Regions from separate parts of the Homo sapiens genome. Here region 2 is linked to region 1. Evidence: read pairs that join two places in POLR2A ChIA-PET (ENCODE). Cell type or tissue: OCI-LY7. All regions are shown on one strand. Each heading gives the region's core, and the rest is flanking DNA. Links, peaks and the distances in the headings are about the cores only.

Region 1 (4,382 bases), core at 83-4,082:
GCTTGAACCTGGGAGGCAGAGGTTGCAGTTAGCCGAGATCGCGCCACTGCACTCCAGCCTGGGCGAGACTCCATCTCAAAACAAAACAAAACAAAACAAAAAAACCCCAAAAAAACAGAACTTAGCTGAGCATGGTGGCAGGCACCTGTAATCCCTGCTACTTGGGAGGCTGAGGCAGGAGAATCAGTTGAACCCGGGAGGTGGCGATTGCAGTGAGCTGAGATCGCGGCATTGCACTCCAGTCTGGGTGACAAGAGCAAGACTCTGTCCCCTCAGAAAAAAAAAAGCTGTTTTTGATTCACGGCAGGAGAAACAAAGGCACCCCTCAGGAGCTGGCAGTCTGACTGAGAGGGGTCTGATAATACGTAGATAGAGGTAAGAGAGTATAGGGTTGGCCCAGCAGGACAGTGTTCCTTGTAGCGTGAGCCAAGGGCATAGAGCACCTTTGAGGCCCAGGCATTTTGGGGGATAGGTGAATCTGGTCTTCATTCTTTGCCTTTGCATTAATAGAGATAGGAATGATCTTTGATGATTCTTTCAAAATGTCCTTTCTTTTCTTTGATTTGTCTCTGCTGAATTCAGGAGTGTTAGGCTGAGCTTGGTAGAGATTATAGTAGAAAAATGAGGCCGGGCGCAGTGGCTCACGCCTGTAATCCCTGCACTTTGGGAGGCCAAGGAGGGCGGATCACGAGGTCAGGAGATTGAGACCATCCTGGCTAACATGGTGAAACCCCGTCTCTACTAAAAATACAAAAAAATTAGCCGGGCATGGTGGTGGGCGCCTGTAGTCCCAGCTACTCGGGAGGCTGAGGCAGGAGAATGGCGTGAACTTGGGAGGCAGAGCTTGCAGTGAGCTGAGATTGCGCCACTGGACTCCAGCCTTGGTGACAGAGCGAGACTCTGTCTCAAAAAAAAAAAAAAAGAAAGAAAAAGAAAAATGAAATGGAGCTAGTTTCAGACTGGAATCCACGTCTTCAGGTTCAGACCAGTGTCTAGGAGGTAACTTGTGGTGTTGAAGTCAGGTAATGCTTTTGGTTGAGTGGCAGCTTGTTCACGTGATTCTCTTGCCAAGCCCAGCTTGCACTGACTTTAGATTGGTAGTTGAATCGGTAGATTGGTAGGAGTCTTTCTGCTCCTGCACTTATTTAACTGCTCCTTTTTTTTTTTGAGACGGAGTCTTGCTGTGTCACCAGGCTAGGAGTGCAGTGGCACGATCTTGGCTCACTGCAACTTCCACCTCCCGGGTTCAAGTAATTCTCCTGCCTTAGCCTCTCTAGTAGCTGGGACTACATACATGCACCTGCACGCCACCACACCCAGCTAATTTTTGTATTTTTAGTAGGGATGGTGTTTCACCTTGTTGGCCAGGATGGTCTCCATCTCCTGACCTTGTGATCTGCCCGCCTGGGCCTCCCAAAGTGCTGAGATTACAGGCGTGAGCCACCGCGCCTGGCCTCACTGTTCTTAACATCTTTTTTCTTTTCTTTTTTTTTCTTCCTAACCACTAGATGACCAGGGATGCTGTTAACTTCCTTTTGCAGCTTTTTCTTTCCTTAAAAAGAGTGAAGTCTGATTTGGGAGAAATACCTCATTATTTCCATCTAGCAACTGAAGTTGCTCTTATTCAGAAAACCCCATTGAGGATCCTGTACAGGGCCCAGTACTTATCCAAGTCAGTCTGTAAAATGTTCACCTGCATTGCATCCTGGGTACATGCAAAACCTGGAGCTGTGTTCTGGAGGGTTTTGAACTATGCACTAAAAAGGAAATGGCTACTCAGAAGTCCCACAGGGGCCATTCTGGGCTATTTTAACAAAGCAGTAATAGCAAATACATTTTGTTTTTTTTTAATCCAAAGTTGATTAGAAATGAGCCAGCTTCGCCGGGTGTGGTGGCTCAAGCCTGTAATCCCAGCACTTTCAGAGGCCGAGGTGGGCGGATCACAAGGTCAGGAGTTCAAGACCATCCTGGCCAACGTGGTGAAACCCCATCTCTACTAAAATATAAAAAATTAGCTGGGCGTGGTGGCGTGCGCCTGTATCCCAGCTACTTGAGAGGCTGAAGCAATCACTTGAACCTGGGAGGCGGAGGTTGCAGTGGGCTGAGATCACGCCACTGCATGCCAGCCTGACGACAGTGAGACTCCGTCTCAAAAAAAAAAAGAAATGAACCAGCTTTGTAGTAACTCAAATTTACAAGGGGATGTGTTTAAGTATTTTTTCTTCTGGACCCAGGAAACAAAGTATTAAAGTCTGTCATGCCAGTGAAAGGAAATGAATGCTATTTATATCTCAGGGTAACATAAAGGGTAACCTAGTTTACCAGAGTAGAAGCCAGAGAGCATGTTAGCAAAATAGCCCCCGGGGTGGTTTTCTCTCTCACTCTCTCTTTCATCTTGTTTTGTCAGTACTAATAGGTAAAACTTGTGTGACCAACATATCCTTTTAGCATGGAGAAAATAAATTTGCTTTTGTTTATCTTAGAGAACAAATATTGCCCATCATTTCCACCGTTGTGGGAAGCTCTGCAGGCTCCTAAGTAACTTATTTTAAGTCACTTTGTTTCCTTAAACAAAAGAGAACTGTATTCGTTTTTCTTCTTCCTTTTGTTGTTCCCCTCTCCATTTTCCTTCTTTGGGCCATTTAATCCAGTTTTATGTTTCTAGTACAAGAGAACCCCCTAAAGATTCTTTTTTTCTTCTGAAAACAGTTTGTTTTGGAATTCTGCAGTTATTGTTGAGAGCAAGTGAGGTGACCCACAAACACTCAGTTAGAAGTGGAGCTTTGAACAGAAAAATCCTCAGGGAGGGACAGTTCAGGAAGAGGGAGGCATCAATATATTTATTAGAGGAAAGATACTGTACTGTTGGAGGATAGATGCTAGCTGACTTGCATGTTTTTCTTTGCTACTTAAAATATACTGTTAGCCCGGCACAGTGGTGCGCACCTGTAGTCCCAGCTACTCGGAGGCTGAGGCAGGAGTCTTGCTTGAGGAGTTCCAGACCAGCCTGGGCAACATAGTGATATCTCTAAATTTAAATAGATAAATATATAAAATAAATTACGCTCTAACAGTTTTGTTATTGGTGATCCATACATGAACTGAAGCTAGCAAATATGAATGAGAAGAGACTTTCTTTCTTGGAATGCCAATGATGAGAATTTAAACAAAGTGGATGTCAAGAGGCCTGGACATTTTTCTTTTTCTTTTCTTCATGGTTCCTTGGTGCACTATTACTTTCTCTTTTTGTTTTTATTTATTTTTATTTTTATTTTATTTTATTTTTTTGAGACGGAGTCTCACTCTGTCACCCAGGCTGGAGTGCAGTGGTGTGATCTCTGCTCACTGCAGCCTCCACCTCCTGGGTTTAAGCAGTTCTCCTGCCTCAGCCTCCCAAGTAGCTGAGATTACAGGCATGTGCTAACATGTCTGGCTACTCTTTGTATTTTCAGTAAAGACGGGGTTTCAACATGTTGGCCAGGCTGATCTTGAACTCCTGATTTCAGGTGATCTGCCCACCTTGGCCTCCCAAAGTGCTGGGATTATAGGCGTGAGCCATCATGCCTGGACTAATTTTTATATTTTTAGTAGAGACAGGGTTTCACCATGTTGGCCAGGCTGGTCTTGAACTCCTGACCTCAAGTGATTCAGCCTGCCTTGGCCTCCCAAAGTGCTGGCATTACAGGTGTGAGCCACCATGCGCAGCCTCTTTTTGTTTTTAGAGACGAGATCTCCCTGTGTTGCCCAGGCCGGTCTCAAACTCCTGACCTCAAGTGATCTTCCCGCCTCTGCCTCCCAAAGTGCTGGGATTACAGGCATGAGCCACCGCGCTTGACCTCTTTGTACGATATTAAACGTGTGTCTCAACTTTCCTCTTATGTCTTTAAAATGGGAGTGAATGTTTGCCTCCTGGAAAGTCACACAGGACTTAAGCAATGCTAATTATTTAGACGTGCTTTCATTTGGGAAATACAATTAGAAATGGGAAATGCTGGCCAGCAGCGGTGGCTCATGCCTGTAATCCCAGCACTTTGGGAGGCTGAGGTGGGCGGGTCACTTGAGGCCAGGAGTTTGAGATCAGCCTGGTCAACATGGCGAAACCCTGTTTCTACTAAAAATACAAAAATTAGCCCGGCAGGGTGGCACATGCCTGTAGTCCCAGCTAGTCAAGAGGCTGAGGTACGAGAATCGCTTGAACCCCAGAGGTGGAGGTTGCAGTGAGCCGAGATCACGCCACTGCACTCCAGCCTGGGCAAGAGCGAGACTCTGTCTCAAAAAAAAAAAAGAAAAAGAAATGGTAAATGCTCACCTCTGAGAACTGAGAACCTGGCTGCTGTCTTCAGGGTCTATCCTAGGGGGATTTCTTCCTGATAAGAACTGCA
Region 2 (4,382 bases), core at 107-4,106, 210 kb before region 1:
GGGCTCAATGGCACAGGGGTCTGAGTCTATGATCTCATCACCTGACATTCCAAGATCCACTCCAAGCTCCTCTGGCAGCCTAATTCTGTGAGCAAAAGACAAAAAGACAGACAGAAAAGTCTCCATTTGATGGTGGAGAAGGGTCCAGCCCTGTGCATGTTTGGGACTGAGCTGAGAGCGTGCTCGCAGGTGAGAGTAGGGAGTCTATGCAAGTCGAGTGTGATCGTGCACATGGAGATGTTGATTGTGAGTGTGAGTGTGTGTGAGTGTGCGTGTGGCAGTGCAGGTTCAGGAGCTGGGCTCACCCGGAGTGTGCAAGTGTGTATAAGACTGATGCAGTGGCCCTAACTGCCGGGCACACTCCAGTGTGGGTGAGGAAACAGGCCAGCCCAAGGCATGAATGCACAGTAGCCTCCCATGGTAGTGGAATGTGTAGAATAAACAAAGGGCTGCTATCAGCATTTGAAACACAGCACTTGGGTCATCCAGCGGGTGGGGGCAGCATTGCCCCCTTAGCCACCCTGAGCCACATGGGTCCCCTCGGAGCCCTGCACAAACAGTCCCAGGACATGGAGGTCCCTGCAGCTCCCCCATTCCATGCCCTCCTGTTCCCCTGGGCTGCTCTCGGCTGGGCTGGGAAAAGTGCCGACACAGCTCCGGGGAGGGAGGAGAGTTAACTCTCCATTTGCCATTAAACATAATCAGGGAGCAATCTGCGTGGAGCCCGCTGCTCTGGCCAATAAGTGATTCCCCAGAACAACAGATAAAAGCCTGGCACTAAAGTGCAGCCAGAAACGATGTGTAATTGGGATGAAAGAATCCTTAAATCTGCACGCTGCTTTTAACTTGGGAGGCTTAAATTACAATTAATAGTTCCCTTGAAGAAGGCAGTAGGGGAATAGAGGAATTCCAAGGCCTCGAGCTCAGAGCCCTGGGCTGCATTCTCAGCTCTCCAGTGCTGGGGGAGTACAGGGGGTGCTGGGTAGTAAGGAGGAAGAAAGAAGCTGGGGGTAGGAGGGGATCCTTTGCAAGGTCTTGGGCACCCTGATGGGTTGCATTCGTTATGAGTTCCAAAGCCACCAGTTCCCAAATAAGCTCATCCGTACACCTGGACTTTCGCCCAGTTTCCCTCACAGTGTCCCTGGGATGTCGCCAACAGTAAAAAATCATCAGCCCCATTTTGCAGATGGGGAAGCTAAGGAGACACACCTGCCCTGGAACCCTGAAGTGTGCCTAATCCACCTGCAGTTCCCAAACTAGGAGGAACCTGAGAGCGCATCCCTCCTTACGGTTCACTGGGGTATAGCGGCCCTGAGAGGGGAGGGTGTCTGCCCAGCATCGCAAAAGGCTGCAGTGTGCAGCTAGTCAGTGCTAGAACCCAGACCTCTTGACTCTAGCGGCCATTCCTTCCTCTGCACCCCAGGCCAATGAGCCTGGAATTCTCTAAGGAGAGTACAGTTCTCTGGCACTAGCCATGCAGCCCCTCCCTTCCCCTACCTGCTCCCAGGGGTCCAGGCAGTGGCAATAACATTGTCAGAGACAGAAAGTCAGGGAAAGATGGGGAAGGCTCCTCCCCAGCTTTCCCTCGGAAGACTTCTTACCCTCCCCTCCCCTGCCAGCTCTCTCTCTGCCTCTCTTGGGCCTCAGTGCCCAAGGCTTCCTGCTTTCTGTTCTAGGGCCACAACTTATGCTCCTCCTCTGGGGTCCTGCCCTGAAGGCAAAGCTGTGGGCAGCAGGGCTGTGGACAATCAGGTGTGGCAGCAAGGCACAAACCAGAATGGTGAAGCTAGCTGGCTCTCCTCCAAAGAATGAGGGGTTTGGCCCTCAGATGACACCAAGAGACAGTCAGAGGAAGCTCTGAGAGTGGCCCGGCATTCCCAGTGCTGGCTGGGTGGCTGCCTCTGCCACTCAGGCCGGAGCTAAGCTCCTGTGTTGGCGGGAATTCCAAAGCTCCCCACACATGAGCTCATGGATGGCCAGGTGCCCAGCCTTGCAGTTCATGGCTTTGGAATGCGTTCTCTGAGCTGGCCTGCTTCAGTACCCCCATCTCACCACAGCAAGTACTGCTGCCTGCTCTTGGCCCTCCAAAGACAGGCAAATCCCATAAAGGGCTTTTTTCTAAAACTGCTAAATTGTGCAAGCACATACATGCGTGTGTGTATGCAAGCAGCATGTGGACAAAGCATCCTGTGTGCATGGGTGAGTTCGTGTGCACCTGTCTCTAGCATGACTGGGCATACATGTGCATAGGTATATGTCGTGTGTGTGTATTCTGTGCATGAGTAGTTTTAAAAGAACACAGTGGGATCTGCTTGGGGCCTTGTGTAGCTGAACCTTATTTATAGCTCTCCTCTGTCTGGTTCGTTTCCTCTAACTTCCCTGCAGAATGATATGAATGAAAATGACACTATTGACTATCTTGGTAACCATAAAAGACCTTATAGAAATAAGATTTTTATAGTGTGTGGACTGGGAGAATCAAAAGACTAAGAGTTATGGACTCAGAGGATAGGAGAGAACCAAGCTGAGCCAGTCGGAGATGTCCCCGTGGTGGATCGTCTGTGGGTTTTTTAAACAAAGTCATATAAATAAAGTGATTGTCTTGAAAGAGTTATGAGAGCCCTGAATCTGGTGGGCAATATCTCTGTGGCCTCTGCATAGGCGGGAGGGCAGGCGTGCTGTCCACCTGAGAGGAAACCCACACTTTGTCTGAGTCCTGGCTCCCGGCCTCCCAAGGGAGGCTATGGAGGCAGCAGCAGAAACAACGCTGCCCTTTGTTCTGGAGAGCCATCGTATTTGGCAGCCCCGGGAGAAGAGCCCCAGGGCTAGCCCCACAACTGGCTAATGGGAATGTGAAGACCCAACGTGGACAGCCAGCCCCTGAGGCTGAGCCTGCAGATTCTGGGGCTGCAGCTTCTCCATGCTTGAATGGAAAGGACCCTCCCACCCCATGAAGAGTGAGCATTTGGACCCTGCACAGGGACTTGCTCAGGCCCTTCATGGGAAGCCACAACAGCAACCCTGCCTAGAGGGCTCCCGCCTGAACAGGTCCCTTTTAGCAAAATCCAGACCCAGTTCCACACATCTTTACCAGCTCCCACTTTGCATTTGTGCTTTTAGAGATGAAGCAGAGCTCGCCCTGCCCTCAAGGAGCATCCTATCTGGTTTGGAGGGTGGAGAAGGGAAGAGTGGGCAGAAAGACATTCCTGCAAAGACTGATGCATGGAAACCAGGGCACACTCTCCCACTCAGGTACACAGGTTCACAGGTAGACAGGTACACAGGTAGGCAGGTACAGACAGAGAGCAGTGTTGAAACTTGGTGATAAAACTTCTATCCTGTTCATCCCAACAGACTCAGTGCTGGGCCCTGGGCACGTAAAGCTGAGTCAGACTCAGTCCCAACCCTAGAGGGGAAGCTCTCACCCAAAGGGCAGATGGACAGATCCCCACAACATAGTATGTTAAGGGCTGAATTGCATGAGTTCCCCAGGAGCCACCGGTGACCTCAGCCTGGTCGGGTAAAGCTCCTCAAAAAAGGAGACATTTCTGCTGAGCCTGGAAGGACAGGTAGGAAGGAGCTTACCAGAAAAAGAAGGAAGAGAGGGCCTGCCTGGCAGGGAAAATGGCAAACACAAAGGCCTGGAGGTGGGAATGTACAAGGCATATTTGGGAAACCACTCAGGTGTCCTAAAGGTTTGCTGGCTGGCAGGAGGAGGGTATCTTTTGAAAGGGATATTGGAAGCAGCTCTTTCAGGAAGGAGGGACCATCTGGCCCAGGGGTCCAGGCAGTGGCAGTAACATTGTCAGAGACAGAAAGTCAAGGAAAGACGGGAAAGGCTCCTCCCCAGCTTTCCCTCTGAAGACTTCTTACCCTTGCTGTTCCTGTCTTTATAGGCAAAGAACAGGACAGCTCCCTTAGCAGCCAACCAGCCACCAGCCCAGCTCCCCAGGTGCCTCTCCTTCACTCTCCCTTCTTATTCCAATATCACCACCCTCCAGCCCAACCCTAGCCCACTGGGGCAACACTAGGTCCATGCCCTCTTCCACCTTGAAAGGAACAATTCTAAAAACCAGAGAGAAAGCCATCTGGTCAGGCTGCTCATCAGAAATAACTGCCAAGTCTGAGAGGTCATCCTGTCTGTCTCCTCTCCCCGGGGACCTGGGGACATGGGGTGAGGGCCAAGGAGTGCCTGTGGCACCTGTCAATGCACGGACTCCTTGTCTGCAGGCATTGATTTCTCTCCTTCCTGACCTTTCAGGAGAGGCGCCCTGAATTCCATGCCGGGTCATTACAGAGCCAGTGGCGGAGACTCTATGAGACCCAGCCCCACTGGCTGCAGCCCCTTCGGATGCATCTGCGAGAGCAGCCTGGCCGTCACC

What was found. ChIA-PET counts read pairs that join two places held together with the same protein. Peaks named below come from ENCODE experiments on the same cell type or tissue, not always from the same donor. Only the 100,000 strongest peaks of a DNase experiment are listed, where the experiment ranks them.
Region 2: POLR2A ChIA-PET joins it to region 1 with 5 read pairs; 2 of 35 experiments call an interaction of 5 or more read pairs at or near these places.

The regions. Positions count from the first base shown.
Region 1 is chr1:37,924,080-37,928,461 of GRCh38, reverse strand. The region is part of intron 7 of INPP5B (inositol polyphosphate-5-phosphatase B); the gene reads left to right. Among named protein-coding and RNA genes, the nearest start is that of INPP5B, 21 kb to the left of the region's middle. RefSeq lists an enhancer at 2,060-2,299. In OCI-LY7, for the core only: no CTCF peak of the experiment used is centred there; DNase peaks (open chromatin) are centred at 1,051, 1,721, 2,291 and 2,941; H3K4me3 peaks cover 2,133 bases; H3K27ac peaks cover 3,989 bases.
Region 2 is chr1:38,136,293-38,140,674 of GRCh38, reverse strand. It overlaps LINC02786 (long intergenic non-protein coding RNA 2786), which reads left to right. Exons shown (of 6, transcript XR_001737991.3): 2 at 4,262-4,382. Among named protein-coding and RNA genes, the nearest start is that of LINC02786, 3.1 kb to the left of the region's middle. RefSeq lists an enhancer at 1-558. In OCI-LY7, for the core only: no CTCF peak of the experiment used is centred there; no DNase peak of the experiment used is centred there.